2 separate regions of the Homo sapiens genome follow, and region 1 is linked to region 2. A link is an interaction called in ENCODE POLR2A ChIA-PET data of the cell type or tissue named here. Cell type or tissue: Panc1. All regions are shown on one strand. Each heading gives the region's core, and the rest is flanking DNA. Links, peaks and the distances in the headings are about the cores only. Region 1 holds the start of LOC124904212 (a long non-coding RNA gene). Region 2 has its middle 150 kb from the start of LINC01773.

Region 1 (16,220 bases), core at 3,096-11,095, 70 kb after region 2:
ATTTCATTCCTCCTATTTCCACCTAACCCTGTAACCCCTTGCTAGTCAAACCTCAACTAGCCATTAGCCTGAATTGGGGGAACTGTTTGAAAAATCTTACAGGGTACAAAAGGTGCCTCGTCTTACTGAACAGTTAAAGGAAACAGGACTCTTGCAACGATAATGTTAGAAAATTATATCTAGTTTAATTTTTCTCCTACATCCCGGTTTCATTTATGAGACTGTTCAGTTCTCTGAGGCTGTAGCTGAAAATCAGGAAAGCCTTTCTGCCAAAGAAGAAAAGTTTCCATTTGACAGAAATACTGTTCAGAGTGATTGATTTAAAAGTGCTGAACTCATATTCAGAGTCTAAAATCCAGGAACTGCCAGCTGGGTTGGGATTCAAAATTACAAGGCTGGAGTGAGTTTCTGAGTTGGGACGCATTAAGCAGTGGGGGCAATTGCTTTTCTCACCTGTCTCACAAGGGAGGGAGAAAGGGAAACATTAAAAAATTAAGAAAAGAGATCTTTGGACTGTTGAGTTACTGCATCTTGCTCTGCTAGAGGCAGAACCACCGTCTGCATTTAGCAGGGAAACTTTGGTGAGGAATTTTGATAACCATGAATTGTTTGAAAGGGTAGTTGGAGAAGACAAAGTAAATAATAGAGGAGGAAAACCGTATAGACCACTCACTTGACTAAGGCTGGACATACTAAATATGTAGGTGTCTGAGAGCATAATGGACCTATTTAAAACAAGCAAAGCATTTCCGGGGTGTAACTAAAAGGAGTTGGTCTGCTGGAAAAAATAGCTTTTGAATATTCTGCAAGAAACAGTAAGCACGAACAATGGTGCTAGGAGATTAGGACATGTAATGTTAACTTACTCTTTTAATTTGTGTACTGTGGTTTTTAACAGATGGATTTATCAGTGGTTTGTTTCTTCTTCTTTTTTTTCCTAACGCATGCCGAGCTGTTTCCTTGCATGCCATCTTAAATAAAAATATTTTTAAAGGGGACACAATGTTAAGGGAGACGTATAAATAAGGCAAGTGCTAATTACAGTGTCTAAAAAGAATGTCTTTATCCTGTAAATCGCAGCACAACTGCTTACACAGAGAATGAGAGAGCTCCATTCTGGAGCTGCACTTTCTATCAAGTCATGGCGTATAAATCTGGGCAATAAATGATCAGGAGGTACTGTACTGTGTAACTTGTACAATGTTCATAAAAGAAATTAATGAACAAATAAATATTCTCTGATGGATGAGCTGGCAAAAATATATCTTGCAAAAATGTCTTCCTCTTTAGTTGGAGAGAATGGCACGGAAGTGACATCGCTTTGAACAGCGCGCCTCGCTTCACAGAGATTAATGCTTGAAAAGTAATCTTAGTGCCTGATCAGAGAGCCTTGACATAGACCATAACCCTGTGGCTGTCAGTGGGGGATCTGCCTGGGGTGAGGATGCAGGATCAAGCTATTCTCTCACCTTCTGGTCACAAAGCCACCAACCTACATGAAATTCTCAGAGACCTAAGTATTGATTTGTATCCACAGAAAGAAGTTTGTGGGTCTTCACTGTGAATAGAAGTAACCCTACAAGCTCAAAAATCTGTAAAGGCAGAAGACTTTTGTTAAAGAAGTGCTCAAAGAATGACAATGCCGGTTTATGTCCTGTGAGTTTTGATTACACAGTGCAGAAGCAATTCTGATCTGGTTTCATTGAGATAGATATGTAGGGTGCACCATCAGAAACACCACTCGTGGGATGTCCATTTCTTAGGCAGGCATATACAAATGCTCTATGGCCTGTGTCAGCCAGTCTAAATTCTGTGGTGTGGTCTTTAACATTTCAATTAATATGACTATGCTTCCCATTCATAAATACATCCCACCATTTCAAAACAGAAGTATTTTTACTTTGTTCTTACCTTCCACATAATCTCTGGCTTCAACCATCCTTCTTATTCTCCTGTCCCAAGCATTGCACATATTGCTTCTTCCTTGGCCCTACACGTACCTTCCTCTCCAAGGATATATTCCCAGCCCATCCTGCAAGGCACACATTAGGCCCCCGTTTCTCAGGGTACTACCCCATGGTGATTTCTCCATTCTTTAAACTTTTGGTTTTAGAACTTGATAGCACACTGAATAAATTTTCTTGTAATTGTTTCACTTCTCTTCATATTATCTTCCAAAGTAGGCCTAAGCCTTTTGAGGTCAGAGTCAGTATTATACAAGGCAAGGTTACGTGTCATGTGAATATTTAAAGTAGGCAATTTGATATAGTGCAAGTTAAAATATTAATAGCTCTTCACTTTATGCACAAAATTTGAAATAATCATTTAAAATTAATTTATAATTTTAAAATGTCATCAAGAACCTCTAATTTCAAAGTTTTATGCTTTAGTCTTACAGTAGTATCTCTTTAGCTGATAAGCAGAAATCTTTTTTTTGTCAAGATCATGTGAACCACACATCTGTTTACCTGCAATAAAATGTTTGCAAATCATTTTGGTAACTATTTTGAAGTTATTTTAATTGTAATATAATTATACTTTTAAAATTATAATGTATTAAAAGGGGATTCATGTATCAGCATTAATACTTCAGCTCCAAAGAAATGTGCCCCAAATAAATAACTTTGAATTGGAAGTTAGATTTGATACGAAGATACTAAGAAAGCCAAATAGTCACCATGATATGCTGTGAATCATTTAAGACAAAGTCCTCTGTGAAATTCTAGAGACAGCATGGTGAACAAAAAAAGCAACATTAAAATAAACACATTTTAAAATTCTCAAAAACTGTAAAATAATCCAGCCAAAAATGATTTAAAATTGGAAAAAAAAATAAACCCACCTGGTGTTGTGGCTATAAGATCAATACCCCCAATCTGCCCAAGGCGATAATGGCCATAGATGTATGAATGAATTCTGGCATGCCATCCCCTGCTTTGTATTTATTACATTAATTATGTAAATTTGGAATTCTGGAGAAACACACACACCTTTCTTTTGCTATGTTGTTTTCTATAGCATAAGGTTGTCACATAGAATATAGGATAAGTTTAAATTAAATTTAGAATTTCAGATAATTTCAGTTAAATTTGAATTTCAGATAAACAACAAAGAAATTGTTGGTATAAGTTTTCCCCAAATATTGCATGAGACCTACTTGTAATGAAAAATTGTTCACTGTTTATCTGAAATCCAACTTTAACTGGGCATCCTCTATTCTAGAACTAGTTGGATGATTTGTAGTAATTAAAACCCAACGAGTATGTACGTGCTCATGTGCTTATGCACGTGCACACGTGTGTGTGTGTGTGTGTGTGTAAAACCTAGTTTGGAAGATTTTTAATTCTAAGTTATCTGGCATAAGCTTCTACCTAAGACCAGAGTCCAGTTTATAACAGCTCTTTTAGATTATCTCTGATTTAACACAGTGATGGAATTTACTCCACTAAAAGACAGCTATAATGATTACAATTTTAAAACAAAATTATCTCCCAATCTTCCTGCCCTCTCCACAATAGAATATAAGTGTACTCACTATTTCAGAGGATATCTTTATCATATGTAAAGATAGGTGTGATATTTCATCCTCTGTCTAACCCCTGTTCCTGTCTCCCCACTGTTTTATTTTCTTTAGGCTGAGAAAGTTACTATTTTCTTAAACGATCCCTCATAATAATTTAGTTTCCAGAGCCTTTACTAGTTCTAGTAATAATTGACATTGCATAGCCTTTGAAGTGCACTGTTGCATAAGAATGTCTGCTGTCTGTCTGTCTCTCTCTGTCTCCTCCACCACCACTGAGCTGGGCACATAGTAAATGCACAATATTTTCTCTAGGCCCTTCGTGATTCTTCAAGCTAAAATTATCCTATCCTTCCTCTGTTGTCCAAATGCTCTCTCTTGTTATTCACATAGTCAACAAATATTTATTGGGCACCTACTGTCAGCCAGGCGCTGTTCTAGGCTTGGGAGACCAGTAATGACTGGTAAAAAAAAAAAAAAAAAAAAATAGACAAGGCACTGCCTTCATTGAGTTTATGTTCATGTGGCAGAAGAAAAGAAATAACCTAAAATTATATAATTTATCTGGCAGTAATAACTAATCTGAAGACAAATAAAGCAGGATAAAGGGGATGAGGGCCATGTTGATAAAGCTGCCTTTGAGCAGACACCTGAGGAAGAGAGAATGTGAACCACACAGATATCTAGTAGGCAAAGAACCACAGAGGCACCAGCCTGAGCAGCACGTTTGGTGAGTTCCACGAATGGCAAAAAAGCCAGCGTGCCAAGAATGGAGAGAGCAGGGGGTGTAGGGAGGAAGTGATAGGAGAAGAAAGATGTAGCCTGAGCTACATTCAGGTTATTTCTGAGCGACTATTGCCTGAAATGCAAAACAATCCATTCCTGTAGGGCCAGGACTATGTCCTGGGCAATGTGGGCATATTGTTTGTATGCAAATCTGGTTAGGGCATTTATTCTCCGTGGACTATAGCTTTGATGTGGCAAGTCAGAAGGGCTGAGGAGTTGCCCTTCTTTCCCTCCTTGCTCCACTGAAATTTCCTCCTAAAGATGAAAACTTGAACTATTAGAGTGGGCTGCTTATATCTAAGGGAGATGTCGTTTGGCTGAAGCTACATCAGCAGGTGCATCTGCTGGCTGAAACAGCCAAAGGAATTCTTGCTTTAATGACACTGGTAATCTTTTTTTCTTAGCAGCACCCAAAATTCTGCGTAACACATAGTAAATTGGAAATAAATGTTTGTTAAAAGGAGTTGTTGAGCCACTCAATCCACATTTTTTTCACCTCCATTCATTAGGTTGATGCTATTCGGTAACTTCAAAAGTCTCATCAATTCACTAAGGATGGAAGTTTCCTAACTCATCCTCTTTTACATGATGCATTTGTTTACCATCTTTTTCCCAAATGTGACATTTTCCAAAGATTCTTTTAAAATTTTAATTCAAATTGCATCAACTGGCTATCATGAGTGACCACTAGAAAAATGACAATGGTAATTTCTTTAACCCAGTTCCTTTCTTACTTCAGATGATGCCGCTGTTAATAGATAACTCCACACTGTGTTCATTTGTTGTAGTATTTTCTGCTCATTACCAACAGGCACATACTGACCACAGAAATAATAACATTTTGTCTCCATCTGGTATTTATGTTATGCATGCTTGTAAAATTCAAAGTCCTAAATGCGTGAAGCAAGATGAGTCTCCTTGAGCCATTGGTGATCTTTCCTTCTCTCTCGGGAACCCCCATCTTCTTTCCCGTAAGTTCTAGTGTCCTCACCTTTGAGCTGGCAGGCTTTTAGAATACCCTAGGACTTTCCTCTGTTGCCCCTCTACCCTTGTCCAAAGAAGCTTCTTTCCATTTCCCTCTTCTATAGGACTTTTTCTTCTGTGTATATTGTGGTTGCTCAATAAATAATGGTTGACTGACTAGTTTGTATCTGTTACACTGCCTCACTTTCTTTTTCCTCAAGCACCACTTCCTACAGACACCTACTTGATAAAATGCCTCTATAAAGCTATCATCATGAATACATTTGCTCATATTTGGCAAATATGCTTAAAGTTACAGACAAAGGGATGAAGTGGGTTAGGGTGATGAGAGAGTAACCAGAAAGCCCTCCATTGAGTTAAACCAAAGAAAGTCCCATTTAAACTTAAATACACATTGTGAGCCATAAAATCAGTACTTCCAAAGGTTCTTGGTCTATCCCATATGACAGATGATCAGCAGGTACATTTTAAGAGGCGCCACGTCCACAATCCACAAAGATTTCTCTTTCAGAAACACTAGTTAAAAAGCCAAAAAACAAAAACCCCACCACATTCATCTCCTTGCTAAGCTTAGAAAAACAGGCAAAATGATGTCGGGTTTCTTCTTGCCATGACCTGTCCTCTTTCTTTTTTAACCCAGTTATAATCCTTTTTTTTTTTTTTTTTGAGACGGAGTCTCGCTCTGTCGTCCAGGCCGGAGTGCAGTGGAGCAATCTCGGCTCACTGCAAGCTCCACCTCCCGGGTTCACGCCATTCTCCTGCCTCGGCCTCCCGAGTAGCTGGGACTACAGTAGTCGCCCGCCATCGCTCCCGGATAATGTTTTTTATATTTTTTTTTAGTAGAGACAGGGCTTCACCGTGTTAGCCACGATGGTCTGATCTCCTGACCTCGTGATCCGCCCGCCTTGGCCTTCCAAAGTGCTGGGACTACAGGCGTGAGCCACTGCCCCCAGCCCCAGTTACAATCTCACTCCTACCCCGAATCAACATCAAGATGAACAGTTACCTTCAAGTGCAAATGGAGAGGACCAGGAAGGGATTTGGGGGACTCATAACTGTTGCCCAGTGGCCAGTCATTTCATTTCTGGAAACATGGTCTTCACATGTATTTATTCTTCTGCCCCACATGGATGTTCCCAAAAACCATTCTGTGTCTCTCCTCCTTTCTGTGTTTTCCCTAAATTCTACTATGGCAGTCTGGGCACACATCCAACATCAGTGAACGAAAACCTCTTCATGCAGTCCAGGTTCAGCATTGCATACCAGCAGTTAAATGCTGTCTTCCCCGTCACACATCCAAACAAGAGCATATACAATATCAATAAGCTGTTCCTTTAATCTTCCCAGCACTATCGAGGTGTTTATATTTGTATGGGACATTTAAGCAATTCTAGCCAATGGGCTTTTGCGTTAGGGTAGGCCCCAGGCAGGGAGCAGCCTCAATTGGAAACAGGAACTGAAAGTGTTCTTGGTAAAACTCTCCCTCTGCCCAAATCGAGCTGTCTAACTCAATGCCTGACCTTCTTTAAACAGGTCACCTCAGAATTATGGAGCAGTTTGATAAGCTGGACTATACTAATTTATTGGCCATTAAAAAAAGAGGAAATTTTATTATGAATTACTCTGCTTTCTTGAAAACTTTTTTTATAATTAAAAACATCTGGGAGGCATTTTAATATATCATAAACAAGAGGAAATCCAAAGCACGTGACTTCTAAGAAAATGATGCAAATAGAATTCCTTGCCAAAATTTACTGTAATCTGTTTTGCTTTTTTTTTTCCGGGGTGGGAGTATAGAGGCGGAGGATTCAAGAAAGGAGGGCAAGTGAGAATAGCATTGAGCATTCTGCAGAGAAAACAGTTATTTCAAATTTACTCTACTGATAGTTTTTGCCAGTGTTAGAAGGCATTACACATTGGCAGAGCCTCTGAAATATATTTGGTTTGTTTTTAACAATTAGTCATTTTACTGGTCATTTTTTTTCTGAAATGGACAAATAAATAAACACAAACTGCATTAGGAGGTTGTAGTAAGATGTAGAATCAGAAAGGATACATCTTTCAGGGTGAACTTAGGTAAAGAACAGATTATTTGCTTAGTGTTTTACTCTTTCTATACCCATTTTTTATTGGTATAATGGCATAATAAGGTTACATGCATTTCTAATAGGTATCACCTGAAATTGATGCTGCTACATATAATACTTCAGATATTTCCCAATTTGTCTTTCATAAGAAAGGAAATAGGCTAGCTTAAAATATAAATGATATGTTTGAGGACTTTCTTCTTTAGTTTAAACATGGAGCTATATGAAAAATAAGCATCAAGCTCAAGAATTGCATTGTTTTAAAACTGTGTATAACACACCCTGCAACACCCACACGCTCACCCTTCCATAAAACAGACTTAGCAATAACAATGTGGCTAATGCTTACCTTATTTGGCTTCCAAATATTGGATATACACTTAATAATTCCATGAAAATAACAACATTGTTTGGTGTAGAGTATATTTTAAGTATACAAATAGTTTATAAAAACTCACTGCAGTACTCTAAATCTGTAATTATACAAAGTATGTGAAACAATAAGTGCCATTTTAAAAGACACAGGAACTTCTTATTTTCCTGAATAAATTCCAGATTTGGTTTTGAGGGAAAAGCACGGAACCTGAAGGAACATCACAATGTGTTCAAATCATGACCTTGCACTTTATAGCAGTGACTTCTTTGAGTTTCATGTTCCTCATCTCTAAGATGCAAATAATAGTACCTATATTTTCTAAGAATTAAATGAGATAATATATACAAAGGACCTGGTAAAGTTTCTGGAACATAATGGAGTATTGAGTGATAGCTGCTATTATTATTATTATTATTATTATTGATACTGTTGGTATTAATATTATTGTCCAAATATTCTCATAAACGACCAGCTTGTGGCAAGACATTTTGGTTTTTGTTCTCATTTTATTTTGGGGGGTTGCTATTCTGTCTTGCCTCTTTCTGTTCAAGAGGTTGATCATTTGATTGAATGATAGACTCATCCCTTCTTCATATTTTGCCATGTGGATGTGGGCTCTGACCGACATGCAGACACATTAGAAGAGTTAGATGTCCTAACATTCAAGAATGTTTTTGTCTATGTAGGGGAGCAATTAACTCTAAAACATCTATTCACTTAATACTGACATTGTGAGTGATGCTGAAGACAAGAAATGAGTGAGACAACTTTCCTGCTAGGCTAGAGGAGTTCGAGGAGTATTTGTCTCTCTGAGCATAGGTAGAAGTATAAACAACTGGCTAACTCAAAAGGAGGTCATTTATGTTGACTGTGAGGTTTGCGGGGTAGGTCAGCGGCCAAGGTATACTTGAATGCAATGTGGAATACTGAAATTAAATTCATAAAGGTCAGCTAGGGTCCTATTTACAAATATCTGTAAAGAAAAAATATTTATAGAAAAATGTTATGAATTAATTAAGGCAATGAAGGATCATGAGGGAAAATGTAACAACTTTACATTTTCCAAATCATTAGAGCCAGCTATGGTTTTATATTCCAACTGTATAATTGTCTGAAGTGAAGCATTGAGCAAGTTATATAACCTTTCTTAGCTTTGATTTCCTCACCTGAATAAAGTAAATAATCATATGTATTTAGGGTGTTAAGAATTTGGCAGGTGGTAGCATTCAATAATAATGTCTGTTGTTGGTCATTATTATTATCATCATTAAGAAGGCCTAAGGACTTATTGAATTTACAAATCATTTTTCTGCAATTAAAATATAATTCATATCATTTATAGATTTATACATTCCTTCTACATTGTTATGAAATTTAGCTGGTGTGTGGTCATTAGCCATGGAGATAAATTTCTGCAGTATTTTTAAAAATATTTATTATTATATGTGTTGAAAGTTTTAATTATTTACTAATTTCCAAGAAGTTTATTAAAATATATAAAGTTTAGCACTTTCAAAGACAACATTCAGTATTCTACAAACTTTATGTTAAACTAATGTTAAAAAAAAAGCATCGTTTAACACCGATATCTGAAGTATATGATAATGATTATATTTACCACTCTTCTGACTCCTCTTTCGTTAATAGGAACACAAAACAACCAGCCTGAAGAATAATTACTCAACTACAGATTAGTGAGCAAAAGCAAAACTTTTAGTACCAAGGAAATTACAAGGCTAATTTGCATTGACTGGTTTAAACAACAGTCTGCCAACCACACTAATCTTAGAAAATATTACACATAGAAATGAAAGGAATAAAGGTAAAATAATGTTTTTTTTAACATTCATATTTTAGAATCATATATCTCGAAATAGATTATCAGATGTGTTAATGGGCCTATTTCATTTTAACACAATACCAAAAAAAGTTTGTGGAAGCTGCACTTTAAAAGGCTTTTGTGAGCCCAAATCCAATAATTATTAGCTACACAAGAGGAAGAGAGCACATTAAAGCCTAACATGAGAGAGGTATATTTAGTAGACCCAGGGATTTCATCATAAGTATTGCGGTGAGGAATGTAGTGTAACAAAAATTAAAGCAATCAACTGCAGACAAAATACTAATATTTAATAAAAATATGCTGCTTTGAGAGAAGCAAAGTAATATATACTAGTAGATATAAAGGAAATATTAATAGTTAGTTCACCAATTCTGTTTAAGCCCTGATGTGTTATCTACAACCTTCATGGGATTCAGAAATGCCTTTTTCTCATTTTGCATTTTGTCCTATGGTGATATTCTTTAAATTACAGTATCTGTCCTATGGTTTACCAATGGTATTGTCAACCAGTCTGTGTACATACATTTTGAAGAGATTCTTAGTTTTTGCTAGTGGAGCTATTTCCAGATCAGAGAGTAAAACGACAAAGAAATCTCTCAGACCAATGTTTAAAAACAAACAAAAATAGGAAAACAAACAAACAAACAAACAAACACATCGACAACCAAAACTCTCTAGAATTAGAACAAAGTAAGTCTATTTAGAACAAAGTGAATATATTCAACGGTCACTAGCTGTAACCTTATGTACTTAAGGACTTAAGGATGTCAGCCATCATTTAACAGATAAACAAGGATAAAACAAATTTAAGGAAGTTACTCAAACTGCCCATGTTAAAGTATTACTGCTCTAAGAGGTCATCAGTAAATTTTAAAACAGTGCCCAATTACTCTTTCTCTGTGTTCAGTTGCTGATGCTATCTGCCAAGATATAGTCAAAGTCTGTAAATGTAAATAAATAAACCAATAAAACCCTTGGGGAAAAAGTTATTAACCTACAACACAGTGATCTTGTAACTTGGAAAAATAAACTTTTGAAAATACAGAAGTCTCCCCTTATCCACGGTTTCACTTCCTATGGTTTCAGTTACCCTTGGTCAACCATGGTCTGAAAATAGGTGAGTACAATACAATATGATATCTTGAATAGTCACATTCACAGTCACATAAATTTTGTTACAATATATTGTTATAATTGTGCTATTTTATTTGTGTTATTGTTGTTAATCTCTTACTGTACCTAATTTATAAATTAAACTTTATCCTAGGTATGTACGTATAGGAAAAAGCATAGTATATATAAAGTTTAGTACTATCTGCAATTTCAGGCATCTACTGGGGGTCTTGGAATGTGTCCCCCATGGATAAGGGGTGACTACTATAAACTTGCAAAATAATAGTAGGAACAGTGTTCATCTTTCTATCTATGGTGTTGATAAAAACACAGCCAGTGTGGTTCATTGATTTAATGAAATAATGTTGAGCCAAGCAGGGTGTTGGGGTTTTTTTGGAGAATAAGACAGACGTGGGCTCTGTACTCATAGAGTTTATAGTCTAAATCTCCCTTCATATCTTCCCTTTAATAGCCAGGGAAACAATCATCCAGCCATATAAACTCTGCCTGGAATGTAAAGAGCAAGAGCATGCACCATCGGAAATAATGTTGCAGAGGTGGGAAATCTGAAGATTCAGAGATAAACCTAATCTTAGCAGTAGTCCTCAATTTCTCAATGAGTAATATTACAAATCAGAGAAAATGTCTAATTTCTTCCTTCGTTATAACGTGAAAATATGAGACGGTACTAGGTAATTTTGAAAGGAAATATGCTGTATAAATCTCGGGTGTTCTCCATATCAAATGAGTCAACACGTTTTCATTGCACGACCATTAGACACAAGAAGAAATTCATCATGCCCTAGCCCATTTATTTTAAATGGAATATAGCATATTCACTGGAAATCTTAATAAAAGGCAGAGAATAATAAATCCTACTATGAAAGTAAAACACTCTAGGATGGGTCCTCAGAAGATGAAAAAAGATATTTTGACAGAAGAAGTTGGCTTTGGGCTGAAATTTGACATAGAGGTAAGATTTAGTGTGTGGAAGTGACAAAGCAGGGACATCCAGGAAAAAAAAAAATAGACACAGGATCAAAAAGGCCTCTATTTAGTCAGTTGAAAAGTTTCATCCTCCAAATTTTGCAAAGTACTATTTATGATTCAGGTACAAGCTAGGAGCTCAGGATTCTGAGGTCTGTGACAGGAATACTGAGAGACAGGCTACAGTGGGATTGGGAGCCAGATTATGGGTGATCTTTACTGAAAATTAATGACTCTTAACCTTGGTCAGCAAGGAGAATCACTGAAAACTTTTGATTATAGTCTGAGCTGGTCCTTAAGAAGATTAATTTACCAGCATTTGCCCAGTGGATTAGTGATAAAGAAAGCACTGGAGAGCAATCTGGTAAGAATTAGTCCAGGAGTAATGGAGGTGGTAAGGTTTGGACTGATCTAAAAATTAAAGGATTTGACATTGAATGGATTTAGGACATGAGGGAAAAAAAATTACTTCCAAAGTTTCAGACTCAGGGTGACTGGGAGGGTGGTATGACAGTATTCAGCAGTGTGCTAGAAACATGTTCAAAAATCAGCCTTTAGAAAAGAAAAGAAACCCCTGATTTGTAGCATTTGCCATTATCTGTGGTGTAAATACTCCCCACATGGCTGACTTCAGGGCTGGGGAGACATGCAAACCATAAGCCCTCAGAAACTGGTGTGAGCCAGCTCCAGCACAACACTCCTAGAAGCATTCTCAGGACGTGAAGAGGAGGAGATCTGAGAAGGATGTCAGGGACTTCAGCTTTGAATTTAAAGTTAAAATTAAAGTGATTGGTGGGAGCTCCTAAATGGCATTATTCGGCAAACAGTCAGAAATTCTGGATTGTAGTCCAGTGGAGAAGTCAGTTGGAGACAGAAAGGTATGTGTGTGTGTGTGTGTGTGTGTGTGTGTGTGTGTGTGTGTGTGTGTGTGTGTATTTATGTTTAGGGGTTGTCTGCATAGAAATAATACTCAAAGTGCATACAATTACTTACAGAGAGAATGCAAAGAGAGAAACACTGGCGATAATTACAGAATCTTAGAAAATAGCTGTATTTAGAAAGCAAGAGGAGGCAGAAAAAGAATAGTCTGGAGGGATAGGAGGCAAATCAGAAGAGTCCTACATTTTATCAACCAAGGAAAAAAACATTTTAAGAGGATGTGGTTAAAGTGTCAAGGATGGTTGTGAGGTCAAGGAGAATTAAATTGAAATAATCATTGAGTGTGTCTTTTTAAGCCACTGGAACTCTGAAGGAAGCAGTTTCAGTAGAGTTGTGGATTGAGAGAGAGTTTTAGCGATGTATACATATTCTCATTTTTCCAGTAAACTTGGCAGTGAAAGGAATAAGAAAAGATGAAAGAATAGCATCTCTTTTTTTGAGTTATTATTATTTCAATGGAAATGTAGCTGCAATATTAGAAGAAAAACAAACCCTTGTAAGCCTCACTAGTAGCAAGAATGGCTTTATTCCAAAGTCAGAAATGTGCGGCCCCATCAGGGCTGACCCTTGGGCTGCCTGTTACGAGCTATGAGCCTCGCTTGGTCAGACCACTGGGGAGAAGAAAGACTCATGGACAGCTGTGACCAAGCAAACAGAAGCAGTGGAATGAGCCAATATCAGTCACTGAAGAGGAAGAATATGACGAAGCATTTGCTTTATGAAAAATACGGGGGTGGGGGGAAAAAGGAAGGCAATGCCAAGAACAAATATCTGAAAATACATTTTTCTAGAATGACTTGTGGTCTTCATTCAATTTAAAGCTTTACATAAGAGAGTTGTCCTCTGAACCTACAATGCTTATTTCCCAAGTCATTCCCCATGTTGTTTTCTTCTTGCCTGGAACAGTCTTCCCTGACACATATTATTTTCAAGTTCCTCAGATAACCTACACCTTTTTACCTGTACAAGAAATAATATAGAACAATAAATATCTATCAAGTAACTATTTCAAGCAATGCACACATGTGGACACATTTCTTAGTCTTCCATTCTATTATGACTATTTAATGTATGCATTTTGTTACTTACATTTGAAGAGCTATGACCTTGTTTATTCCTGTTATAAACCTCTCTTCCCTATATGGTACACAGAATTAGAGGCTAGTTTAAAAAGTATTAACTGATGCTTGTTGAATTGGATTGAAATAAAAACAAATGAACAGATTTTTATTGAAATCTTAAGGATAATAATACATGGAAGCTATTGTGTAACTGAAGATAAACTGTAGAATATCTTTTAAAACACTTTGTTTTAAAAAGTAGCTTCTCAAGAAAAGGAATGGTTCTTCTAATAAATGAATTTGGAAATAACTGAAAGATAAAAGTAATTTATCAGTATCAGCAGTTTCGACTATAACAAGTATAAGATTTTTTGAAATAAATTAGTTGACTCCCCCCTTATTCAGCCAGAGGCATCCATTATCTCAGGCAGGATTTACATTATTAAAGCAGGAACACAAAGAGGAAAAAAGTCATTGTTCAAGAAAGTCTTTTTTTTTCTTTTTAAATCAGTGTTTAGTAAGACAAAAGTCTTGTGAATCAGGATTTGTGGCAACAGAAAGAAGTCTTCTGGCTGGGTGTGGTGGCTTACGCCTTAGGGAGGCCAAGGCAGGGGGATAACTTGAGGTCAGGAGTTTGAGACCAGCCTGGCTAACGTGGCAAAATCCCATTTCTACTGAAAATACAAAAAAAAAAAAAATTGCCAGGGGTGCAAGAGCACGCTTGTAATCCAAGCTACTTGGGAGGCTGAGACAAGAGGATCAGTTGAACCTGGGAGGCAGAGGTTGCAGTGAGCCGAGATAGTGCCACTGCACTGCACTCCAGCCTGGGGGGCAGAGTGAAGACTCCATCAAAAAAAAAAAAAAAAAAAGGAAAGAAAAAAAGAAAGAAGATTTCTAAATTCAAAGAACTTCTTACATATCCAGATTAAGCCTTCGAGGTATGAAAATATGCTTTTAGTGTAAAGAAGAAAAAGAACTTGATGTAGGGAAAGATCAACTTTGCCCAAAAGAAAACAGAAGGTATGGTACTGATAGCAGTGCTGAGAGAATTCAAGGGAAATGAAGCAAGAATTCAAATGGAGTGTCCTGGCTTTCCCATCAGGAAAAGGCAAAAGGGAAGAAAAGTGGGGTCTGAAACTTAGATAGGTTTGAAAAATTCTCAGTACTTGATTTTTCCGGGGGGTTGCTCAGAAAAATTACAGACCTCTGAAAAGAAATACCTCAGGCCAGCATGATGATAACCACGCCATATCACCTAGGGTGTTTTTAGAAATTTCTGGCCTGTCATTAATCGGAGAGCACGTGAGAAGTCTTCGCAGAGTGACTCACATCGGCCTTAGGGCAACCTTTAAGAAGGAGAAAGGGCAGCATGACATGCTCAGGCAGAGAAAGTGGCAGTGTGGAAGAGATCTACAAGTTCTGTTATGGATCCAGGAGGCATGGGAAGGCAGAATTGAGACACAATCGACCTTCAACGGGACCACTGTGGTGAGGCTAGGAGCAGATGAAAGGAAGCTGACCAGAGATTATGCACAATGAAGAACTGAGTAGGCCAGTGAAACTTGAGCTAGACATTTCCTTGAAGTTCACCAGACGTAAATTTCAGCCACAGCACAATGCCTATCCCTCTCCACTACTCCCTGGCAAAAAGCATTATCAGCAACAATTTGGTGGCCATTAGTGTCAGATGCCTAGTGACTGGAGGAGACCAGACTGCTTTTGTCAGATCATAGACCAGCAAAGATGTGAAGGACAGCTTGAAACACTTCTTCCTCTTGGCAAGCAGGACACAAAAGCTTTTCCATGGATCCAGGTACCATCTTGAATAATGGAAAGGGAGGAGATCACTAAGAAGAAGCTAGACTATAAATTAGCTGAATATTTATCCAAAATACTTTGTTTTAAATGCCCAAGTCTGGGATTTCTTACCAAGTTTAAGTTTGTACTCCCCAATACCCAAATGGGATAGTGGGATTTGAAAGTTTAGACTAGTCATAAAAAATAAGTGGCAGCAATTCTTTTGCACATTTTGAATCATAGTCTATACATTTTGATATAAAAACTAACAGAAGAGTAAAAAATAATTGGAAAATATTGTTTAGTAGATATCATTTTTTACTTCCCATAATGGTTTTTGTCATTTTACATCTTTCCATGAAAAGTGGAGAAAAAAATAATTGAGAAGAAAGTATTGGTTTTTTTTTTGCCTTGTGCAAGACAGTAAAAGACACAAAGCAGTGAAATTTGAGTACCAGTGGTAAAACAAGGCACGATGTCATATGAAAAGGTTCAAGCTAAATTAAAACTGTAATGCTACTTTTAGGAAACTGAGTATAACCCAAAAAATTTTCAGCACCTGAAGCATTTACAAAGGAAAGAAAGAAGTTTATTTTCTAAAACAAAGTAGCTTCAATATAATAAATTAGGGTAAAATTTATTGAAAATGCAGTGTCTAGAAAGTTGTGTTCATTTAAATCTTGCTCCAAAGTTGTATTTTTGTTCTAATAGACTTGGAAATGTTAAA
Region 2 (16,220 bases), core at 4,459-12,458:
TTAGGCCTCCAGTTTTTACAGAGTTTTTTTTACACCCACCAGAGTTTTGGCATTACCACTTAATAAAAATAATACCATTACCAAGAGTAATAATATTGATAACTAATACTAATTAGGTTCTTGCTATGTGACAGGCTTGCAAACATGCATTAGCCCATGTAATCTTCATGACACCTCTATGAAGCAGGTAACATTGTATTACTGCCATTTTTACAGATGAGAAGACTATGGCTTAAGGAGATTATGTAACTTGTCTGAGGTAATACAGAGAGTAAATGGCAGAGCTCAGACAAAATTAGAGCTTTTGCACTCTAGAGTTACTAAACAGGGTTGCTATGTATAGCTGCACAAGTTGTGCACTGTACAATTCATAAGCTTGGCTTCATTCAGAATATGATGTGAAGGTGGCAACCTTGGCACTGTGTAATGTAGAGGCCCCAGTTTTTAATCTTCGCTCTTTAACTCAAATTTAGTGCCCCCAACTTCTTCCTTTAAATAAACCTTATGTCTTCGTATCTTCAATTCGAAGAGGGCTCTTCAGCCTCTAATGTTTTTTATGTGTATTTCACAAAAACAGTAACTCATGTCTGTAAAGATGTTTCTGATGTAGGCAATAGCTAAACAAGACAAGATCACCACCAAAGGTCCCACTTAAGATAAACGGATGTTAATCAAATGTCTTTGAATAATGTCTAGACTCTGCCAATCTAAACCAGTCTCTTCTAAGGTTGGAATCCTGTGTTAATTTAGAGAGGGAAGAAAAGATCTTTTTCAACCAATCCTTAACATTGAGGACCACCATTACCAAACCGAAAGACCATATCACCTTTGTCTAAATGGTTTTGATCTGTTATAACTAATAGTATTCAATGTTCACTATCTATCCAGGTAAATGAAAATTTGCTTTAGAGTAAAACAGTATCTATCTTTCCAAATCCTGGGAGTAGGATGGTTTGTTGCACCTGGAAGCCAAGCTTCAGATCCCAGGAATCTGGTTGAAGTTTGGAAGTGTTCAACAAGCAAATATTTTTTACACAGTCAAAAAAAAAAAAAAGAGCCTGGTACGGATGTTAGAGGCTACAGTGATAGATTCCCTGCCTAGTGAATTGATCAAGAGAACAGAAGCACCAGCCATTTCCCTACAAGACCAGCAGAATCTAGAAGTGAGTTGGTATTTGATATGAACATAATCACTTGCGGAAACAACCAAAGCTATTTTTGAATTATTCAACTCTGATAACAGTAAGCTTTCTACCTGCTACTTTTCTGCATTTTCTTCTATAACAACTTCTTCCATCCTCTTATACTGCATCCGCTTTGTCCCCTTTCCTCTTACAGCTCACATGCCCTTTCTTTACATACATGTGTCATCTGCTTCTCAAGCTCCACAGTATTTCTTTTCTCCAGAAATTCTAGAGAGTATTATTTTCCCATTAGAGCAGAACACCAGGACACTGAGAACAGTTTAATATTCCAAGATTCCATAAACAGTCTGAGTGATTGCTCAGATTTAAACGGCCTCACACATAATTTTAGCAAATGGAGATGCATTAGATGGCTCCAACAGGTGTATGATTAAAAAAAGAATGTCAAATTTTTGTGGAAATTAATACTGGATTATAGGTTCTACTATTACTGTTTAGCAGCAAATGGTTCAAGTAGTATAATAATATAGCAGACTTATGGAGCCAATTAATCCATTAGAGGAAAATTCCATTTATTTAAAAAAATAAAGTGAGTTTTAGCTTAAAAAGGAACTGCAGACAACAATTCTAAGTGGAATTCATCTTTGCAAGTTACATACTGTTTTGTAGATAATTTGAAATCCAGTTATGGAAGGCAAAGTAGGGTATTGAGAAAACATAATTGCTATTTTTAATAAAATATGATTTTTGAGGTACACTAAAACTTTATGTCAATGACACTAATTATTTTGGCATCTTAATTGGCAGTCACAATTGGACAAAATGTGGAAGTGTATAAGCGCAAAAGAAGTTCCTGGCTTCATTTCCTCATCCTTACCTACTTCAGGGTTTATTTATGGCTAAATTGAAGCTGGATGTCAAATCTGGGCCCCTCAGAACAAAATCTTAATAATTAACTGGCAAAACTGAACATGATCGCTTCTGACACACCTACACTGGTAATTATTGCTTTGAGGCCATTTACTAATGAAATTAATGTATTCATTGCCCTAACAAATTAGCATAACTCATACATAATGCCCCACATTTCAAGACCTCGCTAGAAAAACAACACTTAGTACAGCAGAATGACATGGCAAGGGCATTACATGGAGACAGTGTTCACTGAATTACTACATGTTAAAAACCACAATAGCTAAGTGTTCGTTACCAGGCAAAATGTAAACACAATGTGGTTATTAAAGCCATTAATAGTGTAGTCAAGAGTGTACAATTGATGATTATCTTTGCACTTCAAATAAGCAGATATTATAATAGCAGTAACCATGGAATCTAATTAAATGTCTACTTTTAGAGCTACAAAGTATGAAAAGAATGCTCCCAAGACAGCCTCTTCTTCCCTACCACATTGATAAAGAATATTGTGCAGCTGTTGTCACTTTTCTACATTTCTTATTAAATGAACTCAATGGCACGCTCATTAAATACTGGCCCTTACCCTAGCAGCAAGAGGGTTAAAAAAAGGAGAGTAAACAGTTTTAGTTTCTACATGTTATCTTTAAAGGGGAAAAACGTGAAACTATCCTTATCTGAACTTAATGATTTAATCACCTCCTTAATGTATAAGGAGGTGATTTTGCTTTTATTCTCTATGTACTTTTCACTTTAAATGACCAAGAATAACTCTAAGTCAAGTGAGATAGTAAGAAGATAAAGCAAAAAAAGAAGACTCTAAACTACATTATATTTTCTTTGGCAAACTGTAACCTAAAGACATCTTCCCAAGCATACATGTGTAGTAAAAGGTGGTGGTGGATGTTTTTAACATCCTTGCCCTACACCTACTTTAAGAGAATTATGCCCTAAAATAACCACATGCTCAATTGTGATAGTGCTTGACACCAGTGTGCCATGCACACACACAGAAGAGTCAGCAATTGGCCGGGCACAGTGGCTCACACCTGCAATCCCAGCACTTTGGGAGGCCGAGGCAGGCGGATCACGAGGTCAGGAGATCGAGACCATCCTGGCTAACATGGTGAAACCCCGTCTCTACTAAAAATACAAAAATTAGCCAGGTGTGGTGGCGGGCACCTGTAGTCCTAGCTACTTGGGAGGCTGAGGCAGGAGAATGGTGTGAACCCGGGAGGTGGAGCTTGCAGTGAGCCAAGATTGAGCCACTGCACTCCAGCCTGGGCGACAGAGCGAGACTCCATATCAAAAAAAAAAAAAAAAAAAAAAAAAAAAAGAGTCAGCAATTACTGGAGACTTGAGGTGTGGATTTGACTTATGCTTGATAAAACATGTATTATGAAAAAAATTGCGTTTACAGCATCCTCCAATTCACAAATGTTGGCCTCTATTCAGTACCTACAAATATGTATTGCATCAAAATTCAAGGCATGACTGAGACAATTCATAGGATTGATTAAAATTGGAAGCTTAAATTTTTATGGATAGAAGTGAGCTTGGCCATCATCTAATCCAGCTCTGTCACTTTGTCAGTTGGGAAGTAAACATTTTTATTTTTTTGAGCATTTGAGCAACTTGTCTAAGGTATCATAGTAGGTTTAGTCAGTTAAAGTCTCTGGCTTTTCTGACCTTAATTCCAGAGCTCCTTTTATTACATTGCAGACAGAGTGAATGGATGAGCACTCAGAAAAGAAACTGTAGGTGTCCCTTTGCTTTGTTAATTGGAAAAATAACTGACAAGTATATCTTAAAACCAAGGACTTTTGCAGTTTCATTAAAGCCTCCTAGAAATATGTTTTAAATAAGGTTAAGCCTGAAATGCTATAAACCCTGAAATGTATGCAAGCACTTCAGCCATAAGGAATCCATGCTTTGAAATCCAGACTCCAACCCCGACTTCTGTGTCTCCCCATATCATTCTAAGGAGGCTTAAATAACTTCCTTCATCAAATACACACAGGGAGTTGATGTGACAGCAAAAGAGTTGGAAAAAGGGAAAATCCTGTTTAGTTATTTATTAACTGTGTCTATCACAATGGAAAAGATGAATTGCAATTAAATTGACTTAAATCACACACACACATACTCACATGTATGCAGTATACATCTATATTTATATTTATATGTGTGTGTGTTTGTGCAAGCAGAGACCACGCCTGAAGGTTGCTCACAATCAGATTCTTGTGAAAATCAAATCAAACAGAAATAGCATGAAGACTACGTGGTGAGAGTATTACATTTCTGTTAGATACACTACATAATTGCCATTTAGTCTACAGACTGGTTTCTATTTAATTTATACGCAAGAGGTCTTGTGCTTTTATAATTGTCACAGCTCTCTTTGATTATGGCTATGATTTACTATTGTGGGTCTATTCCTATTCCCTTCACCCTTGACCCCTCCCTCCCTCCCTCCCTCCCTCCCTTCCTTCTTTCCTTCCTTCCTTCCTTCCTTCCTTCCTTCCTTCCTTCCTCCCTCTCTTCCCTCCTCTCTTCCTTCCTCCCTTCCTTGCTTCCTTCTTTCCTCTCCTTTCTTTGAAGTTATTTTCAGAACCCTGTATATCACACTGAATATCCTATAAAAGTGGCCAGTCTGGAGACTGGTGATGGTAAAGACTTTTAGCTCATTACCCTGCACCAGTGACTTCTTTACTGCCTTATTTGGGCACACCTTGCTGAGATGGAGATGGTAAGAAGTTTGGAGATGGGCCATGTCTAACTCTGGGTTCTTTCCATTCCCTTCTGAGGCTAAAAGGGAAAAACATTAATAAGACAACATAACATATACCAACAAGCATATTTAGGTATGCATTGATGCCCATGAGTGGTAAAGGCAGCTCTGATGAGGGACTTTGCTGCATTTACAGGAGACAAGTGAGGAAGGCCTTGTGACAGATATGAAAACCCAAGTGTAACAAATGTGCTTTTTATGTATAGAATATGGACTTGCACCAAATGAAATGTTGGCTAAAGTTCAGTTCTAAGAATATTTTGATGCTCTAAGAATATTTTAGGTTCAGTCAATTTAGAAAACATGTAGATTTGATACTGGTTTTAACTTAGAGCCTATACTACTATTAATAAAAAAAAAACAACAGTAGTAATAGCTACCAGAGCATTGAGCAGTATGTGCTAGACAACATGTGCTAAGAATTTTACAGACATTATCTCATATAATCCTCAACTAAATACTATGAGGCAGGTTTTATTATTAGTATTATCCTCATTTTAACTCTCTGAGGATAAGATAATTTTAATATTAATATTAATAATAAAGATAATTATGATGCTAAGAATAAGAATAGTTCATATTTATGGATCATTTGCCTCCTATATGATAAGTCCTGTTCTACATGTTTACATTTACATTTATGTAATCTACAACAACACAATAAACTAGGATTATTATCCCCCCCGTTTAATAGAAGAGGAAACTAAAGAACAGGGAAAGTAAGTGATTAGCTAAAGGACACACATCTGGTAAGTGGTGAAGTCAAGTGAACCCTGTTAGCCTGACTCTATAGTTCCTGCTTCTAACTGTAATACTCACTACCTCAAATTACTTGCTTAGATAAACACAACAAAGCTAAGATTTGGAGGTAAGTCTGTCTGACTACTACATTCTGTTTGTTTAAACACCAAGCTCTGTTCTGCCTCAGGCCTTTGCTCTTGTTTGTTTCTCTACCCCATGTTCTGTCCCCCTGCCTGTCTCTGAGGCTGACTCCTTATCTTGCAGTCCCAGACTGATCTGGCCCTTTCTCAGTGAGGTCTTCTTGGAATGCCTAAGTATGTCACTCAGATATTCATCATCACACCAACTTTGTGACATTTATTACTATATATGTGTGTTACTATGTCTTTACTTGTTTATTGACATTTTATTGTCTGACTCCCCAGTGCTAAGCTCCATGAAGGCAAGAACTGTGACCATTTTCTTCACCAATGTACATCAGGGCATCTCTTAATCCTCTACAGAGAGTGGAGGCTCAAAAGTGCTTGCTGAGGGAAAGAATAAGTGAATAAATCTAACCTCTGCTTTACAACTACAGCTAGAATTGGTTCACTATGTGAACCAGCTGGGTGATGATGAGTATTTTAGATCATGGCAGTGTTTTAAGAAAAACAGATACTGTTTGCCTCAGGGTTAAGCAGGTTTCACTCCAGCATTGTGGTTTTATTTAAGTTCTGTTATCAAAAGCTTTATGAGAAGAAAGATGCTAAAGGATATAACTTTACACCCTACTCTTACAGGTATTTTTGTTGACTTTTTTTGTTCCAAAATGGCTGCTTTTTCTGACCATTTGGAGTTTTAAAAGTTGCATTTTGATTGGAACTTGCATTTTTCTATAAGCTAATAGCAAGGTGCTGCTTGGGCTAGAATTGCAGGGTTGACCATTTGAAGGAGGAACTATCTCTTAGAAATTCACTAAAGAAGAATTTGAACAATTTGTCATCTTTTCCTTAATTTCTATGACAATAAGATATTCTATCACTTACAAATTGTGTTCTAGTTCTCTCTTTAGAGTTCATGTGTCTGTACCACATTGAGAGAAAGTGACTTCAGCTTCCATATGGGTCTGGGTAGGTGTGAAGGTGATACCAAAAGAAAATTTATTTAATGTGGTCGTTGCTCCTTCTAGTTTGGGGCAGTGGCAGATAGAGGGAAGAAGAGGGAGATGAGACTCCTGGGGCTGAAAGTCCATCCTTAAATCACACCAGAACTAAGAGTTTTTGGATCGCATAGAGGGCACAGGAAAGAAGAAGGTAAGTAGGCTATAGGGGTAGGTTAAAAAAAGGTACCTCGCCTATTCAAACAAACAAAAAAAAAAGTGAGAGAGAGGAAGAAAGAAAGAAATCAGACAGTGATCTAGATATCTTGGCATAGGAATTAAAGACTGGGGAGCACTTTTCCCTCAGGAATGGCCCTCCCAACACTCACTACTGCTTATTAAGCACTTACTATATGCCAGCCACTACGAAATATTAGGCATAGCTTAACTCACTAAATCCTCAAGTCTAGTAGTTCTCATTACCTGCATTTTATGGATTAGTAAATTGAGGCATAAGGAGTTAAGTAACTTGCCCAGGGCACTCAACAATTAAATGCCAGATCTAGGATTCAAAATCCAGTCTGACTACAACTCAAATCCTTGCCTCCCAGGATCCTACACTCTTTCTTGGAAATTATTTCCCCACCAAATTTTAGCCAGAGTTCTTAGTTAAGAAATGTCCCCAATTTGAAAGCTAGGTAGAGGCTGGCAGAGGAAGAAGCCATTTCCCTTCAATCAAACATGGCTACCTGCAACCCAGTTGGATTTTGACAGAGAGAGGTAGAGAGAATGTGAGTTGTATGATTGTTTGTTTAAAAATGGTATATGAGGCCAGGCGCAGTGGCTCACGCCTGTAATCCCAGCACTTTGGAAGGCCGAGGTGGGCAGATCACGAGGTCAGGAGATGGAGACCATCCTGGCTAACACAGTGAAACCCTGTCTCTACTAAAAACACAAAAAAAATTGCCGGGCGTGGTGGTGGGCGCCTGTAGTCCCAGCTACTCGGGAGGCTGAGGCATGAGAATGGTGTGAACCCAGGAGGCGGAGCTTGCAGTGAGCCAAGATTGCGCCACTGCACTCCAGCCTGGGTGATAGAGCCAGACTCCGTCTCAAAAGAAAAAAGAAGAAAAAGAAAAAAAAAAAAGTATATGAAAGCGTGCTGATAGGGGAAACAAAGATTTGAAAAATAAATAAAATGTTATGTATCTGTTTATTTATTTATTTGTTTTGAGACGCAGTCTCGTTCTGTCTCCCAGGCCACAGTGCAGTAGCACCATCTTGGCTCACTGGAACCTCCGCCTCCCAGGTTCAAGCAATTACCCTGCCTCAGCCTCCTGGGTAACTGGGATTACAGGCACGTGCCACCACGTCCAGCTAGTTTTTGTATTTTTAGTAGAGATGAGGTTTTGCCATGTTGGCCAGGCTGTTCTCGAACTTCTGACCTCAGGTGATCTGCCTACCTCGGCATCCCAAAGTGTTGGGATTACAGGCATAAGCCACTATGTCCAGCCGAGAAATATAATTGTATCTGTTTCATAAAATAGCACAAAAATTGAGGGGGGGCGGAAACAGGTCATTGTCCAAACCCACAACACATACAACATCAAGAGTGAACCCTAACGTAAACTGTAGACTTTGAGTGATTATGATGTGCCACTGTGAGTTCATCAGCTGTAACAAGTGTACCAGTTTAGTGGGGGATGTTGATAATGGGGGAAACTATGCATTTGTGGGGGGAAGGGGTATATGCGAAATCTCTATACCTTTTTCTCATTTTGCTGTAAACCTAAAAGTGTTCTGAGAAAAAAAAAAGTCTTTAAAAACAAAACACAATACTCCAAATGATCCAAAAATTAAGAAGACCAGGTAAGGAGGGAGCCTAGTGAAGTTCAATAAGCCACAAGTCATTGTTGTGGCCATTTAAATCTGTGGTTCAAGTAATGATCCCGGAATATAATGTCAAAGAGTAACAGCCTAATGTAACAAAATTATCCTATAAGGTGGGTAGCAATCCTGTCCACTAGGCCTATGCTTATAAAGGGGTATGTGCAGGGTCTTATATCCATTGGAGCACACACATAGATGTGTGCACAGATCCACTGAGCTGTAATATTTGATATTTTAGAATCAGGTGATCACAATTCCAAAATATTGTGGCCAAAACTGTTGTCTAGGATACAGAATTTTTTAACACAAGTCTCTGGGATAAATAATCTCTGAGAATTCCCTGGTGGCATCTATTTTCTATGGCCTTAAATTCTGTATGTGTCTGTTTGCATGGTGAGGAAGGTTAACTAGGTGGCTCGTGATTAAGGATCAACCTTAGCTTATCGCCACTCTGCCTAATGGGTAGGCAGGATGGACTGGGGAAATTTTCCAAGCCTCACCTGAGGTTGGGGAAGAGACACCAGTGCCCTGAATTGGGTGTTTGTGGTTGCCTAGATTCAGTGAATGTTTGTAGACCTCTCAGTCTCACTTTCTTACTCACAGCAGTGAGTAAACATCTGGTTCTCCCAGGGACTCCATGGTTTTGTCAGGCCAGAGCCTGAAGGAATGCCACATTGTGAGGGTCAAGTGCTGAGAACCTAGGGACTGGAAAAAGACCCAGATTGGTGAAACTTATGAGAAACATTATTAAGAGGCAATCAATCTTCTTCTGGTGACATTCTGGCAGGAGTACAGGGCTGCTGAGTATGATCACCGGAGGGGTTAGCGCTGGGACAGCCAATGTGGGCAGTCCGCCTCCCCTTGCAACTGAAGGGTGAGCTGTCGGGAGAAGGAACTTTGGGTGACCTCAAGGAGCGACGCATGCGGCCTGCCCTAGGACACCCGTGAGAACGTTCTCTGTTATGTTTATAAACTTTACAAAGTTATGCTCACAGTTATATAACCCCTATGTGGTGCCATAGTTAATGAAGTGCTGGAAGTTAGAAAAATAATGATGATGTTGTTTTGCCCGTGCTAGGCTTTACCATATACAGGTTAAAGTCAGTGCTAATTTGCTGATGTGACACAGGATGCAATCTCTCTGGCACTAGCCACAGGTCAAGTCAATCTTCTAGTTCAGGAAACTTGGAGAAATCAAATTAATATACAACCACATTAAATTCATTTCAAAGAAGGAATGCTAATGAGTGACTGAGATTTGTGGCCTCATCCAAAAGCAGAGCAAGATCATCTCATAAAAATAGTGATCATAATAATAATTTGTTGACTCCATAGTTTATCCTTGTTTTTATTTTTTATGCATCAATCTGTGATACAAAATACCATTTTGAAAAATGCCACCACTCCATCTCTCCCTCCCCTGGCTGCTACATAACTTCCCAGTTTAGAGAGGATGCATCAGCCTCTTGGGTAGCTTTCGAATTCTTAACTTTTTAATAAAATAATAAGTAAAAATCTACAGAATAAAATGTGAGTGCTTTTCCTCTTTATATCCATCTCCTACCATACCACCACACATGCACACAATACCTAAGTATTGCCTTGCAGATGGCAGGCACTCAATAAATGTTGGTTGAGTAAATGCAACAAATCAGCACAACCATTTGTGGATAAAAGATCACTCTTTAATCTGAAGTAGAACCTGGAGGTGCAAGTCAATATTTAATTAAAGGACTAATAGTTGTGTTAAACCTAGTGAATTGTTATATCTACAAATGTCATAATGTTTCTCTCTTAAGAGATCACCGAGGGACTTTGAGGTCCAAAGAAGTACACAGGTCAGTAAAGTATTTGGAGAACCATAAAAATCTTAGTGTCGGTTGGATGAATAAAACATTGTATAAAGTAATAAATGCCTGTAGCCATTTCCTTACATTAATATATTCCATTTTATAAACACATTGGGAGGAAAACAATATAATGTGATATTCAAATATATTAAAGATAACAATATGCTCTTTTTTTAGTTTTCTCAGAGGACAAAGTATTTACTAAAATCATTTTAGGGGTTAGTTTAAATATTGAAATTACAACATTTAAAATATTTACAGTATTTATTAACATTTTTAAGAGGCAGTATTTAAGAATTTTGATTTTTTTCGTCAGGCTTCTATGTAGATACTTCAACTCTAGACAAATTCCTCAAAACAGAAAAAGTGAAATAAACCTTTTTTTTTTTTTAAATGAGACATACAAGACTGGTTACAAGATGAATAAAACTCATAAAAAGGAAATAAAACAACCAAATATCAAATTGAACAAGATAAGAATTATGATGTTATTTCACCTTTTATCATCTCAGATATGAAAATTTTAAAATCCTCCAATTTTCCTTTGAAAGAAAAATAAGCATATAAAATGTCAACAAGGCTTCTCTTAAATTTTTAACATACTCATAAAAAAGTAAACTGCAAAAAAACTTGAGAAACATTTTGCATATGATTACCATAAAGTTGTTTCACTTCCGGAAAACTCAGAATAGTACTGCACATGTTCTGTACAGCATAGCATAGGGGAGAGTGCCAAGGAAGAGAACTGCACATTTCAGAGTTCTATCAAAAATAATGTTTTGTATCATTATAATTGAGTATCTCCTTAGAGTTTCAAGCCATAAGTTTTGTGGAACCTACCACTACACCCTGAAAGAGAATTGTGGCGTTTTCCATAACATTTCATGTCCAATTTCCTCCAATGGTATGTGTCTTGCTAACTTCTCTGGTGTTTTGGGAAAGTGGGTGGCCCATTAGTTTTCCATATGTGGGTGGAGCAGTGCTCACACCAGAATAAACAGCATGACTTTATCCTGGTACAAACGCAGAGTTGATTAATTGGGAGGGAACAGAATCCAGGTTCAAATCAAATGTAGGAGGCTAGAGGCTTATCTATCTTTTTCTATCAACCTGCAATAGCCGCTATTTTATTTAGCCCACTCCTCAAAACCTCTTCAAGAAAATCTATTTCTACTTTTCTGAGTAAAATGGTGCGTGAACAGAGGCAAGACGCAAGTCTAAAAGCAAAACCAGATAAAAGCCTTTTTACCCCAGGAAACACTAAACCAACACCCTTTCCTCTCTTCAGTCCCACAAAATATCCTCATTGCTCAGATTTAAACATGTCTTTCTTACAAATATTTTGGCTGTTTTCTGCGACTTACATGTGAATGACTCAAATGGCAACCATGTATTCTGTAAATCTCATGTAATTCTCCACAGCTTTAATAAATGTTAGATATGATTAATTCACCAATTGGGAAATTCTTGTGGTTAGGAATAATTATTACAGTTATTTCATCTGTGAGCAATTATTTTACTTCTGAAAGTCCAACACAGGGTTATTTTCTTGTGCAGGAACCCAGGATTTTGCCGTAGAAGGATGACTCCTGTTTTCCTGCCACCCATTCAGGCTGTGCTGATACCCTGTTATCCACCATAAATGACTTCAGACACATCACAGTCTCTTAGAGGATGAGGAGGGCTCTATTCTGAGTGCTGCATGGAGCTAGCGAGAATAATTAAACGATTTACTCTCAGCTGTGGAAAACACCCAATTAGAAAAAGATAAGAAAATGTTAAGAAACAGTATCTTTTAGTGAAAATTAGAGGTAAAGGAAAATGTCAAAGAATATTCTTCACCAAAACAGTCAAGAGACAGAAGTGGCTGTATGTAACTATGACCAGCCCTGCTCTCTGGCTAATGATGACCTCCTGTATTCAGTGTATAAACAATGTTCACAGATACAGTACATTAGCTATACTGTACCTCCAGCCAATTACTTACTCAGAATACAATGTCTTTCACATGTGAACTTGTGGGTCATAAATCATTTGTTTCCCTTTAATTGAGCTCATCTTTGAACAAATCATGGCAAGAAGAATAGCTGTGTTTCTCACCTCGGAAGTATGACTCTCCATCTTGTTCTCTCATCCTGATCAGAATGCTATTAAAATAATTTGGTTTTAGTAGGAAAGCAACTTTAAAAATTATGTAGACCAGAAAAACATTAGTATTCCTCCTGCTTTCCCCCATGCACACAGAAGATGAAAATGACAGTTAAAAGGTGAATGAAAAGTGTATCCTGTACTATTTTAAAATCTGGTTCCCATTTGATAATTGGCATCATCTTTTCATTTATATTTGTCATTTTATGAAAACAATCTTTAGGAGTCTTCTAGTCAACAAAGCAATCCTTGAAAAGGCCCTGGACAGTGTGTTCACAGTGGCACTCAGACTTAGGATCCTCTTTGAACCTTCAGAAATATTCAAGGTTCATGATGTTGCACCATCATCCTGAAATAAGAGGCAAATTAGTGTATTCTAGGAACAAGATCTCCAAAAATAAAGACAAGGTGTACTTGAAGGAGAAATGTTCGGGAACTGACGTTTCCTTCTAACTCTACAATCTTGTAGTGAGTTGGACCTTACCGCAAATAGAAAAAGAGAGCTACCACCTGAGATGAAGATAGATACAGGGAACCTCAAGAGTGAGCTACATACAGAAGACTTAAATGAATGCAGTTCAACTGCAAACATCTGCAATAGTTGGAGGGTATGATTTTTCTTCTTGGGGGAAATATGCTTTTTTTAAATCTCAATGCAGAAGTATGAATCATCACACAATTTTTTTGAAGTGCATATAGAACCTAACATTTTTTTCATAAATTAAACATGTTAAAGAGATAAACTTTAATATTGCAAATCACTGTATATCTTGAAAAGCACCCATTTTTCTTGTGGACATCTTGAAGTCACAACTGCTTTTACAGTTTTTTGTTTGATAATCTTTGAGAACTGAACTTTACTTTATGAAAAGTATTTTTGTATGAATATTACTAATTATTTGATTAGATAGCCTCTGTGTTTAAATCGCATAATTAAAAATTTTGAACAAAATAACTCTATTTTGCCTTCTCAACATCTGCACATACATACATGCATATATGCATACATAAATACATTGTATAACACATTAAACAAATAAATTATTCTAGAATATTATAATTATTTGAGGGCCATTTAATGCACCCTAAAAGAAAAAGATCTCTCCCTCTTTTATATATTATAAATATATTTACAATATTAATTGTTTGAGTTCTCATGACTTTGAGCCCACAGTCTGCCATTAGTGTTATTCGTGTAGATGACTGGTTGCCACAGAAAACCATAAGCTCTCAGAAGTCCTCTTTATTAAAATCTCCACAGTTTTTAGACTTCAACCACAGAACAGCAATTAATAATGTGTGATAAATGAATAAATTAACGTAGATAACTTTTTTCTCCCAAGGGCTATCAGATTAATCTAAGACTTTCCTTAATGGCATTTAGTTTCTATATATCAAACTGAAGTTTTAAAAATGAATAGTAGATAAAAAAGCTGTAGCCAAAATGGAGAAGTCTGGTATAACTAAAAGCACCATTCCAAATATGAGGCAATTTTAAGCTATATCAAGACTGACTGCTAATTTATTTTTTAGTTATGTTTCTATCAAAAAATGGAATCTGGGCCGGGCATGGTGGCTCACGCCTGTAATCCCAGCACTTTGGGAGGCTGAGGCGGGTGGATGATAAGGTCAGGAGATCGAGACCATCCTGGCTAATGCGGTGAAACCCCGTCTCTACTAAAAATACAAAAAAATTAGCTGGGCATGGTGGCAGGTACCTGTAGTCCCAGCTACTCAGGAGGCTGAGGCAGGAGAATGGCATGAACCTGGGAGGCGAAGCTTGCAGTGAGCAGAGATCGCGCCACTGGACTCCAGCCTGGGCAATAGAGTGAGACTCCGTCTCAATAAAAAAATAAAAATAAAAAGTAACCTGAAGGCTAGGCTTGGTGGCTCATGCCTATAATCCCAGTACTTTGGGAGGCTGAGACAACAGGATCTCTCAAGGCCAGGAATTTAAAACCAGCCTGGGCAACATGGCAAGATGTTTTCTCTACAAAAAATATGGAAATTAGCCAGGTGTGGTGTTATGTGTCTATGGTACCAGCAACTCAGAAGGCTGAAGTGGGAGAATCACTTGATCCCCAGAGGTCAAGGCTGCAATGAGCTGTGATTGCCACTGTACTCCAGTCTGGCCGACAAAGCAAGACCTTCTCTCAAAAAAAAAAAAAAAAAAAAAAAAAAAAAAAAAAAAAAAAAAAAAGAACCTGAATGTTCCCAAGTGAGAGAATTGTTAAATGAACTAAGATGTGCTCATATAATTAAATATATCATACCAATTAAAATCTTTCTTCTGAGGAATTTTTAATGACTTGGGGAAAAGTTTATGTTATGTCTTGTGGGGGAAAAAGCAGAATGTGAAATTGAATATATAGCTCTATTGCAATTTTGTAATAAAGGAGGAGGAGAAAAAGAAGGAGAAGGGGGGAAAACACATATAATTGCAATCTCTATGTGGGAACATTTGGGGGTGAGTTTTATTCTTTATATATTTCTGCAGTTCCTAAAATGTCTGTAATAAGCATATAATAGTTTTATAATTGAAGAGTTACAAAACTATGAGTAAGAGGGTGGATCTGAATGAAAAAGAAAGCAAAAGAAGAAAAATCTACTTTTCAGTAGGGGAACTCCAAAGGAACCAAGACAGCAAATGTAGCAAATGTCAAGACCATAGCAATAAAGATGCTCCAAATGCATTGAAAAACTGAAAAACTTTTTAGCTTTTTCTCTCCCAGTTACTACCAAACATCCTCTAGTTCAAGAGGCACATTTTAGCATTCACAGGAAAACATTCTGAAATTGAACGGCCTACATTTCCTTTTCTTGTTTTCATCCAAAATCTATTAGTAAACTTTACAATAGCTTCTTGTAAGAGTTGATATTTTATAAATCTGAATTGTCAAATATAATTCTCAATTCTCTCTTTGCTCCTCTTCCTTCCTTTCTTCCTCCCTCCCCTCCCTCTCCCCTTTCCTCCCTTCTTTCCTTCCTTCCTTCTTTCTTTCTTTCCTTCCTTTGTTCTTTGAAACATGATTAAATGCCTACTGTGCACCAGTTACCATGCATGGGTCAAGTGGTATAGTGTGAATGTGACAAGTCCTATTTCTCAAAGAGCTAACAGTCCGGTGAGGAGCAGATGGTGTTAGGAAGAAAGGATGTTTTAATAAAGTGTGAGAACACTGCTATAGGGTAGATGACACAGGAAGCTGTAGAGGCATGTAGGAAGACATCAAACCCAGAGAAGGCTTCCCAGAATGACCCTGCAGCAGAGACCTGAAAGATGAATGGGAATTTGTGAGGTGAGAGGCAGCAAAGTGGAGAGTGTCCCAACAAGAGTAAAATATATATTCAGAGGCCTAGTGTGGGAGTAGACGGATGCATAGGAAGGTGGAGAGAGGGAAAGAGACAGAAACAGAGGGAAAGAAAGAGACAGCAGAGAGACAGGGAAAAAACAAAGAAAGCCAGAGAAGAGAGTGAGAAAGTTGGGAGAGGCACAAAGAGAGATGGACAGGGTGACAGAGAGAGACACAGAGAAGCAGACCGCAAGAGCAAGTCTGGGTGAACAGAAAGCAGTTCAGCCTAACCTGGGTACAGATTTTAAGCTGAAGAATGTCAAGGGCTGGGGCTGGCAAGGGAAGCAAAGACCAGAGTATGTCAATGGCTTTAGGCCT

What was found. Peaks named below come from ENCODE experiments on the same cell type or tissue, not always from the same donor. Only the 100,000 strongest peaks of a DNase experiment are listed, where the experiment ranks them.
Region 1: POLR2A ChIA-PET joins it to region 2 with 10 read pairs; 3 of 35 experiments call an interaction of 5 or more read pairs at or near these places.

Annotation. Positions count from the first base shown.
Region 1 is chr1:87,820,109-87,836,328 of GRCh38, forward strand. It overlaps LOC124904212 (a long non-coding RNA gene), which reads right to left and starts at 6,806. Exons shown (of 2, transcript XR_007066209.1): 1 at 6,297-6,806. In Panc1, for the core only: no CTCF peak of the experiment used is centred there; no DNase peak of the experiment used is centred there.
Region 2 is chr1:87,748,515-87,764,734 of GRCh38, forward strand. No RefSeq gene overlaps it. Among named protein-coding and RNA genes, the nearest start is that of LINC01773, 150 kb to the right of the region's middle. In Panc1, for the core only: no CTCF peak of the experiment used is centred there; no DNase peak of the experiment used is centred there.